Regions from separate parts of the Homo sapiens genome. Here region 2 is linked to region 1. Evidence: read pairs that join two places in POLR2A ChIA-PET (ENCODE). Cell type or tissue: MCF 10A. All regions are shown on one strand. Each heading gives the region's core, and the rest is flanking DNA. Links, peaks and the distances in the headings are about the cores only.

Region 1 (5,382 bases), core at 104-5,103:
AATGCTGTATCACATGCCATCCAAACAGCCAAAATGAATAATACCACACACACACAAACGCACAAAAGGAGAAAGACTAAACAACCCTGATGACTCAGGATTGATTTCTGCAATAGTTATAACAAATCAAAACATAAAATACTTTAAAGAATAAAAATAAACGATGCCTAAAAGGAAGCTGGAGAACAAGAGGTGGGCTGCAGCAAACCCTGCAACTCTAACATCAGTGTTCACCCAGACCACTTAGCCCAATAGCCTGACTGTGACTAAGTGGTGACAAATGCAGGAATTTGGAGTAAGAAAATGCACCAGAGCAAAAGGGCCTCCACATTAAATTTCAAGAAGAATGTTCTCTGATGAAAGAGAAAGAGCTAGAAACATCTGGATGGCTAACACGCTTTAAACAAAGAAGTAACAGCACCTGCTAGGCTGCAGCTCTGTGAGCCGTAAGGGCAGCAAATCTCTACTATTTCAGCTAACTGAGAGGACTCAGGTTTCACAGCCATCAACACCACGTTGGCTAACTCTTTTGCATTTTTTTGAAGAATGATTAGCTCACATTCTAACGAGCATATAACTATGTTTGTAAGAGGATCAAAAACCATATAACCCCAAGCTGAAAAACCCCACCTCCATCCTCCCCAACCTTGGAGGGGAAGTTACAAATGATTAAACAAACTAGCTAGGAAAAAAAAAGGGTGAGAGAAGTTATTTGTAAGATTGAGAACCCCAAGAGTGTTGAGGCGTGTTACTAAGAAATATAACCTACAATGAGAAACAGCAGGTAATACTTCAAAAGAAGAGTATCCTGCCAAATTTCAAAGGACACTTATATGAATTATTAAATTTCAACCTAAAAAATAGCAAGGCACGGTAAAAATCAAAATGATATTTAGTTAGTCCCCAACCCAATGACCAAAAATCTGAAGTAGGATCTATATTAAGTTTCCAACCCTGGAACACATTTTCCATAAAACCATATAGTAAATTCCATAAAAATAAAACCATGACCAATCTCCAAAAGCTTCCTTCACCAAAAAAACGTAGCTGAAAAAGGAGATGGGGTAGCAGCAATCAGGGACAGGAAAACCAAAGAGTTTGCTTCAGGTCTTTACTCTGGTTTACCGGGAATGATGACCTTGGACAAATTATTTAACATCTGTGAGCTTCACATTTCTCATCTGTAAAACAGGTATAGTAATACCTGCCTACCAATTTTATGTAGTGCACAAGCTCAAATGAGACTAGAATACTTACTAGTTATAAACAGTCATCATCCCTACTCCTCCTCCTCTCTAACCCAATTGAAGGCTGGTGGAGGAGGTGAGAGAGCACAGAAGCAGTGGGAGGTTTGGGAGCCATGACCTCGAGTGAAAGGTTTGGGTCAGAGCTCTCGGAGTTTGCAGAAGGTAAGTCTTGGGCAGTGGAGAGCAGCCAGATGAGAAAAAAGCCCCAGCAAATGCTGCTGTCAAATACAAGGAGAGCTGTCTCTAAGCACCAGGTCATTCATAAGCAGGGAATAACCTACACATCCTTAACTTCAAAGTGCTTAAACAAAAGCAATGCCTTTTTCCCAAAGCTTTAATCTCTTCTTTTTTGAAAGCCCCTTCCCTGATCTTGTCTAGCTTTTCATGTCCCCTAGAGAAATTTCATCCACTTAAAAATGGAAACTCCATTACAAAACTCATGTACTTCATACCCTTAGGAAAAAGATACTTAAAGCCTTGAAAAATATCCAGACCTAATCATCAAAAGCAAAATCCACACATAAATTCCACCTTCCCATTCCCAGACTGATTTCCACTTTTTTTTGGTGGGGGGGAGGGGGGATTCAGGCATCTTTTAAACCAAGAACATGGAGAGTGAGTAAAGACTATAAAGCATACATTTATTATCAGCCATTCCCTAGCTGAATGGCATGAGAAGAGTCCCTAACCTCAGTGAGTTCCTCAAAACTGCAGGACCTCACCTCTGCTGCTCCAAGTCTTCTCTTCCTCAGCCTGATCTTGGCCCAAGGTCACCTCAGAGAAGACTTCCAAGATCAACTGACTTCAATGTGTAATCGTTGCCTACTGTCCCCTACACCCTTCTCTAGCTCATTCCTCCATACTGTTCATCACCATCTGATACACTATACGCTTTATTTGTTTATGATGTGTCTCTACCATCCCCAACAAGGACATGAGCACCATGAAGACAGAGAGTTCTGTCTGCTCTGCTTTCTGCTGTATCCCTAGAGCCAAGCATACACCTGGTCTCTACCAGGCACGCAGCAATATTTGTTAAATAACACATGATTACAAGTGAGGTAATTCATCCCTGCAGTGGGGCTAATACCACTTACTTTGCAGGGTTGTTTTGAGGATCACCTAGAAATAAAAAATAAAAATGCTTTTCCCATCAGCTGGTGTATCGTTAAGTATTCAAGAGCAACTGTTAGTTTCCTTTCATTTCTTACGCCAAAATAACTGGCTAAAAGCTGCAGAACATTCCAAGTGGGAAACTCTAAAAGCATGGCCAAAAGATCACTGTACCCAGTAGAAAAAAAAAAAAAAGAAAAGAAAAGAAAACGGGAGAAGCAGGACTGCTGATCAGTATTGCTCAGTGTGGCCCATGAATCACAAAATGTTGTAATCACTCTGCAATAAAATAAGTGCAGAAATTGAGAGTAAGTATTTAGAAACTTACCAATGTGACATAGAAATTTTACATCTGCTGAATATAAAGAGAAACAACTGGGACTTGCATTCATATGACCTTTTTTATTTTTCTAGCATCCCATTTTAATTGTCTTTTACAGAAGTGTCACTTAACAATAGACTAGAAAGTATTTTTTAAAATCCTTATTCTTCACCAGTTTGGGAAGCACCGACAAGCATACACTCAGTCTGATGTGGCCCAGGAAGCTGCGGAACAGCAACAAAGCTAACACACAATACAAGTTTACTACTGCAATTTATGTGGGTTCTAGGACAAGAGAGACCTGGATGACAGAAGGGTGGGGAGGCAGGTTCAGCGGCCAGTTCCAGAATGTTAGAGAATTCTCTAAGACAGTGTTTCTCAAAATGTTTTCCTACACTTCCAAGACCACCCGACTTCAAAGTGTAATCGTTGCCTACCGTCCCCTACACCTTTCTGTAGCTTATTCCTCCTATACACATCAAGAGCAAAAGAGTCAGGCCGGGCGTAGTGGCTCATGCATGTAATCCCAGCACTTTGGGAGGCCGAGGCGGGTGGAACACAAGGTCAGGAGTTCGAGACCCACCTGGCCAACATAGTGAAACCCTGTCTGTACTAAAAATACAAAAAATTAGCTGGGTGGGGTAATCCTCCTGCCTGTAATCCCAGATACTCAGGAGGCTGAGGCAGGAGAATCACATGAATCTGGGAGGCAGAGGTTGCAGTGAGCTGAGACTGCGCCACTGCACTCCAGCCTGGGCAATAGAGCAAGACTCTGCCTCAAAAAAAAAAAAAAAAAAAAGCAAGAGTCCCAGAGACCAAGGGAGAGAAGGATTACAAAGGGTTATGCTCATTTTCTTGACTGTGGTAACAACCTCATGGGTCAGAACTTATATTGTAAAATTGAATACAAGTAGCTTATTGTATGTAAGTTGTATTTCAGTGAAGGGAAGTTTAAGTAAGGGAGAGAACAGTAAGACACAACAGAAATGTACACAAAGTCAGGATTAGGATATAAATTCCATGATAAAAAAAAAAGCCCAGTCCCTCAAATCCTCTTTCAAAATAACTTTTCTAGTGGCTTTATAATAGGCCACTCATGACACAACCAGTATTTAGACATAAGCTCAACATGCATTCATGTATATTATTACAGTTTTGGCATTGCTACACTAAATGCATATTTTCCAACAGAACATCCCCTTACCCATCCTTTTTAAAATATAAGGGCCCATGGTTCCTGGCTTAGAGACAGCTGTTGTCAGGTCCAGTTGAGCTCTGGAAGAGCAGCTGGGGCTCAATGAGACACATTTGAAGACAGTTTCTCAGGTGCCTGTCCCTACATTGAACAGTTTTCCTCAATAGCATTAAGCCCATGTCCCCATCTGTATTTTCTTATCATACAGAATTATGTGCTAAATTGTCAGAAACTGAAAAGTGATAGTCTTCAACGAAAGAAAAGATTAAACGTTTAAGATTCACTGTCTAAAACACTCATTCCTACTTCTATCACAGCATTAGTAAGCTTTTGTACTATTCATAAAACAGACTGCCTTGTTCACAATAAAATGCTATTCCAATGTAAGGTATTACAACATTTTTTAAGGCTATTTATTGTCCCACCTTAGATGAGTAACAGGATTCCGTGCAATTATGTACGCCAATGTTTATTTTCAAAGAGGTATATTTCCTGTTTATAAATAGCTCAAGGAGAATGTCCAGCACACTGGGAACAGTAGTGGACTGTGGCTCAAAACATCCACGATCACTGTTCACACTAACATGACTAACAGAGTCATTTTCATGGAGCCTCTTGCTATTTACATGTCAGATGCAATGTGTGGAAGACTCACACCTGTAAAGTTTACATAATCTTTAGCTCTCAATTTCTCCACCCTTAAAAAGATCTTCCTTCTCCCTCCAGATAACCTCAAATGGTTATCTAGAAAGACAACCTTATATCTTATGATTACTACTATTACCACTGGTATCATAAATATTTACCATTATTTATAAACACTCTGTCTTCTCTACTGCACTCTAAGCTTCTTGAGGGAAGGGTGCATAATATTTACATCCCTCCCAATAAACAGTATACGTAATAATATCTGATGCAGAAAGGAAAGGAAATAAAGATACAAATAAGATTTCTGTAACTGATTAATGCCCAGAGATTTTAAAAGAAGATTCAGACATTTGAAATGTTTTTAGCAACTTTGAGAAATGTTACCACATTAGACCAAAAGCTATGTTATTTTTCTTCAGTTAGCTATTAAGAGCTCCCAGAGGCTGGGATTAGCTAGCTGACGGCTAACACTTAGGGGATGGAGGAGCGGTCTTGGCCTCCCTTTCCCCTCCAGGGCAGGACTGCAGAGCCAGTACCTTCAGTCTGGTCTTCCTCAAGGTCGCTGCTCACAACCACTCTCAGCACTGCGGACCTCCAGGGCTCTCCCTTGCTAACTCCTCCCGCTCTTCTCCACCGCCTCCCAGGATGGCCACGTTCCCTCTGAGATGCGGCCACTCCCTCTGTGAATCAGGCCATCACAGTATACAGGAGACAACCCCTTAGAGTTCAGCTTTTTTTATCTTCTGTTTGTTTGCTTGTGGGAGTTCAGACTCATTAGTTTGGCATTAAAAAGGTTTCCTCCCCCACGACCAACCTGCCAGCAACTTCTGGATTCCAGAAAACCCTGGGTTTCTGGA
Region 2 (5,380 bases), core at 1-5,000, 110 kb before region 1:
GAATAGTTTCTAAAAACTTAATTACAGCTGTGGTAAATGAATCTGGGTTTACCAATCTCAGATCTCAATGCACTTAGTTTTAGTTGGTATTCTGTGAGATGGCTAGAATTCCTGATTTAAGTATGTAGTATGTATGTTTTTAAGGCAAGGCAAGTTTGAGTATGTATAAAGCATAGATATTAGCATGGTTATAAAGGCAATATGACCGACATACACATTCAGTTTTCTGAAGCAATATATTCCAAGCTACATACAATTTAATTTCATGTCCTATTCTAAGACTACATGCTTAACATTAAGCTTAGAAACATAATTGCTGTAATACATTAAAAATACTTCATTTTCCAATATTGTAAAGTATATTTCCAAATACCTGGTATAAATTTTTTTTTGCACAAAAATTTAAAGGACATCCTACAGCTAGCTATTACTACTGCGTTAAGTAATCATTTGAAGGAAGAATTCACAAGGAGAGCAGGTTATAAAACTAAGCATAATAATTATTGCATTTAACTAAAAAAAATCAAGTAGTTCTGAATTACACTTGTTTTTTGTCTTAGTAATGTGCATATTCACTTTCTAGCTACTAGTTTGATAAATATACTAAGATTGTATAAGATTTGTTTTTCTTGTTTTTGTTTTTCTTGGGTGGTTATTTTTCTTTTCTGTGTCCTTCCCCAACAGCAGTTGGAATTTTCTTTTGAACACAAAGTAAATTAATGTTTATACTGTTTTTTCACCTGAGTCATGTAAAAGGTGACTCCTTTCATTTTAAAAAGTTATATTTAATTTTTGGGGGCCTTAATTAAAATTTAACATTTAACCATGTGTTTTTTTTTTGTAAACAGTCTACATGTCAACAAATGGATAAGGGTTAACAAAGGCAAATACTGACTTCATTTGTGTTTTAAACACGATTATATGAATTTTTCTTTTTTAATTAAAAAAATGACATAAAACCATTCATATAGGTCCTCTTCTCTCAACTGCTTTGAGATATAGCTTTAAATATGGGTAGATCAAGACAAGTAATGTTGGTAATCTCTTATCTTGCATAGAAAAGAAAAAATAAAGGAACTTATTTCCTTCCTAAGGTCTCAGCTAGTTTCTTAAGTCTTTTCTTCAGCTCCAATGGAAATTTCTCATAGCACTTCTTACAGACTGGCTTCATGTCAAACTCCACAAACTTATTCCTAAAGACAAAAAATTATAAAAAAAAAGAAGTTAGTGGAAACATATTCAACAAAGATATATAAATGATGTGCAGTAATTGTACTGAACTAAACGAAGGCAACTAGGTGATGATATTATATTCATGTTAGTAAAAAAACCATAATCCTAACCTCAATTCTTATTGTGATATATATATAAAAATTCAGTATAATTTTAAAAAAAAGTCCTTATAAATTGGTTCTATACATCCATCTGTGTAACACAGACTGTAGATTACATTTTATTCAGTACTAAGTAAACAGGAAATCTAATGTAAATATAATTAACTTAAGTACAGTCAATCACTTTTTTTTTTTTTTTTTTTTGGAAACAGAGCCTCGACTGTCACTCAGGCTGGAGTGCAGTGGTGATCACAGCTCCCTGCAGCCTCTAACTCCTGGACTCAAGCCATCCTCCCACCTCAGCCTCCTGAATAGCTGGGACACAAGTGCATACTACTATGCCTGGCTAACTTAAAAATTTTTTTTTGTAGAGACAGGGTCCTGTCGTATTGCCTAGGATGGTAATCACATTTTAGAATACCTTAAAGATAAATTTATCTAAAGGAAAGAATCATATTTTTATAATGTGAATGATTTCTTTATTGGAGGCAACATGATCTTACTTAGTACTTTAAATTAGGTAGCCATGAGGTTTAATTAATTTTAAATTATAAGGGGTTATTTTGGTTATCTGACAGAAAGGTTGGAAGAAAGTTTTTAATCACTCTTAACATAAATGTAACCAGATCACCTGTGGTTGCATTGTAAGCGGTAGCTATTTGAAGAACTCAACTATTCTTTTGAAAAGCTAGAGCAACACACATTATCAATTTATTTTTAAAATGGTCCTGGAGAAGACAACTTTTCAGATAGCCTCCTGATCATCTGTAATGCATTTCCAACAGGTAATTACAGGAGCTTATTACTGTTGAAATCCAGAGTGTTTAATTTTGAATTGAGTAAATATACAACTTGGTAACTTGTTCACTGTCTGTGAAATTATATTCAGGTAGCATTTGTGAAATAAATCTAGTGGTATATTGCTATCTATGACAAAAATTATAAAATCTGCTGATATTTTTACTGCATTTAAACATTATATTAAACTAGACTTTGCTTCAAGATCATTTTAAAGGACAATGTTAGTAACAAAGGAAATTCCTAAACACATATCTAAAATGAAAAATCTTCTATTTTAAAACACTACACTGGGAATTACTTTACGGCTTTTCTCCCAAGGTCATCTTAGAGCAAAAGCTATTAAAACTGCCATTTTTTTGATAAAAGAAAAAAATTATTCCTGTTTTCAGACAGACTACCTTAGCAAGCTTTCCAGTTTTAATCTTTTTTATTTTTTATTTTTTGAGACAGAGTCTCACTCTGTCGCCCAGGGTGGAATGCAGTGGCACGATCTCGGCTCACTGCAACCTCCGCCTCTCAGGTTCAAGCGATTCTCCTGTCTCAGCCTCGCGAGTATCTGGGATTACAGGCACCCGCCACCATGCCTGGCTAATTTTTTTGTATTTTTAGTAGAGACGGGGCTTCACCATGTTGCCCAGGCTGATCTCAAGTGATCTGCTGCCTTGGCATCTCAAAGTGCTGGGATCACAGGCGTGAGCCACCATGCCCGGCCTCATTGTTTTAATCTTACATTTACATTTAATTCCTCTTTATAGAAGGAAACATGTAAACTGGAACAAAATATTTTTAGAGCTCCAAACACAATGGTAACTATGAGGGAAAACTGGAACAATCATGCTGGTAATTCAAAAGAATTTCAAAGATTGAAATACTTCTCATAAAAATCAGGAATAAAAAAAGAGTTTGAAGACATTGAGGAAATGAATTCATAAACAGTAGCATATGGGTATTGTATGAATGCACATTCGAACATCACAGAAGAAGATGTCTTACGTAAATCAGATGGACTTTGCTTAGATACGAAACATGCTGAAAGATTTTTTTTTTTTTTTGAGACAGAGTCTCACTCTGTCGCCCAAGCTGGAGTGCAGTGGCAGTCATGGCTCACTGCAGCAGCCTCAGCCTCCTGAGTAGCTGGGACTATAGGTATGGGCCACCACGCCTGGCTAATTTGTTTTTTTTTTTTGACGGATGGGGTCTAGGCATGTAGTCCAGGCTGGTCTCAAAATCCTGGGCTCAGGCAATCCTTCCACTCTGCCTTCCTAAAGTGCTGGGATTACAGGCGTGAGCCACCATGCCTCGCCATGCTGAAATAATTTAATACATAACTTAGAATATATGCATTTTTAAAAATATCAAACAACACTTATAATTTATCAATTAAATGATCGTGGCAAGGAAACCAAAAACCAGGATTTTAAAAGCTACAGTTAATCAGACAAAAATCCTTTAAAATGTTTTCCAGGGTCTATTAAGAGATTAGAATTCTTCCCTTTAAATCCATTAAAAAAAAAAGAAAGAAATGTATACTATATGGTGTTTAAAAAATGAGGTGAGTGAGTCTACAGAGTAAGTGAAATACATGACCACAAAACTGTATTAAGTATGGAGTGTATTCATTTAATTTTTGTAATTTTAGCAGTTATGCAAAAGGACCAGTTCTACATAGGACAAATACTTGTATTTCAATCTCTGATGACTACAAATACATGCCCAAAAGTTGCAGGGGGGGAAGAAAGCAAAAGACAGAAACAGAACAAAAACATATTCCAAAGGACTAACCAAAGGAGAAAGCAGTGAAAATGATGACACAGGGATAGAAAAGTTTACAAACAGACTGGCTTTTTCTTTTTCTGCTTGTCCTTATCCTTTGCTTCTCTCTCCCGTTTGGCAAGTCGCCTCTTAAATTCTTCTGGCATTTTCTCATAACAGTGTTTGCAGACTGGCTTTAGGTCAATTTCAACAAACTTATCCCTTTGAGTAGGACAAAGAAGGAATAGAAGAAAGAACAGGGAACAGTTAAAGGAAGAACCTTTACTTTCAGAAGGCCTGAACAGAAAGAGGAAATAAGAAATCAAATAATTCTCTTTTTCTAAATTCTAGGATTTTTTTTAAGTGTCTCCCCAAAGTTTTCAGTCTTAGGATTCACACTGGACAAAACCGTACACTTACTTGAGTGTTAATTTAGTGTTGCAGGTAGAACAGGCAAAGCAGTTCACGCACCAGGCCTTATTAAGAGCAGAGACCACTGGAGAAAGAGGAAAGAGATCTGGTCACATGGAAATACATCAGTATGGGGAGCAGGGCAGCTTAGAATTTCAACTCCAAAACAGAACTACGACTGTGTCTGTGGCACTTGGTGGAGGTTCTCAAGAACCTTTTTTTTTTTTTTTTTTTTTTTTAAATGAGACAGGGTCTTGCTCTATAGCCCAGGCTGGAGTACAGTGGCACAATCTTGGCTCACTGTAACCCCAACCTCCCAGGCTCAAGTGATCCTCCCACCTCAGCCTCCTGAGTAGCTGGGACTACAGGTGCATGCCACTACACCTGGCTAATTTTTTTTTTTTTTTTTTTTTTGAGACGGAATCTCGCTCTGTTGCCAGGCTGGAGTGCAGTGGCGCAATCACGGCTCACTGCAACCTCCGCCTCCTGGGTTCAAGCGATTCTCCTGCCTCATTTTCCCAAGTAGCTGGGACTACAGGTGCGTGCCACCATGCCCAGCTAATTTTTGTATTTAATAGAGACGGGATTTCACCATGTTGGCCAAGATGGTCTCAATCTCTTGACCTTGTGATCCGCCCGTCTTGGCCTCCCAGAGTGCTGGGATTACAAGCGTGAGCCACTGCGCCCGGCCTATACCTGTCTAATTTTTGTATTTTTTATAGAGACACGGTCTTGCCATGTTTCCCAGGACGGTCTTGAACTCCTGGGCTCAAGCAATCTACCTGCCTCGGTCTCCCAAAATGCTGAGATTATAGGCATGAGCCACCATGCCCAGCCAAGAACCTCTTTCCTGAGAGCTTCTTTTCTTTTGTTTTTCAGACAGGGTCTCGCTCTGTTGTCCAGGCTGTATTGCAGTGGTGCGATCACAGCTCGAACTCCTGGGCTCAAGCAATCTTCTCCTCTCGTTCTCCTGTGTAGCTGGGACCATAGGTGTGTGCTACCACACCTGGCTAATTTTTTATTTTGTAGAGATGGAGGTCTTGCTCTGTTGCCCAGGCTGGTATCGAACTCCTGGCCTCAAG

Evidence for each region. Peaks named below come from ENCODE experiments on the same cell type or tissue, not always from the same donor. Only the 100,000 strongest peaks of a DNase experiment are listed, where the experiment ranks them.
Region 2: POLR2A ChIA-PET joins it to region 1 with 6 read pairs; 2 of 35 experiments call an interaction of 5 or more read pairs at or near these places.

The regions. Positions count from the first base shown.
Region 1 is chr2:108,570,480-108,575,861 of GRCh38, reverse strand. The region is part of intron 1 of LIMS1 (LIM zinc finger domain containing 1); the gene reads right to left. Among named protein-coding and RNA genes, the nearest start is that of LIMS1, 39 kb to the right of the region's middle. RefSeq lists a silencer at 275-569 and an enhancer at 1-762. In MCF 10A, for the core only: no CTCF peak of the experiment used is centred there; DNase peaks (open chromatin) are centred at 111 and 2,611.
Region 2 is chr2:108,679,698-108,685,077 of GRCh38, reverse strand. LIMS1 (LIM zinc finger domain containing 1) reads right to left here. Exons shown (of 10, transcript NM_001193483.3): 9 at 4,308-4,383; 10 at 1-1,193. The coding sequence ends at 1,079. Among named protein-coding and RNA genes, the nearest start is that of LIMS1-AS1, 3.8 kb to the right of the region's middle. In MCF 10A, for the core only: no CTCF peak of the experiment used is centred there; no DNase peak of the experiment used is centred there.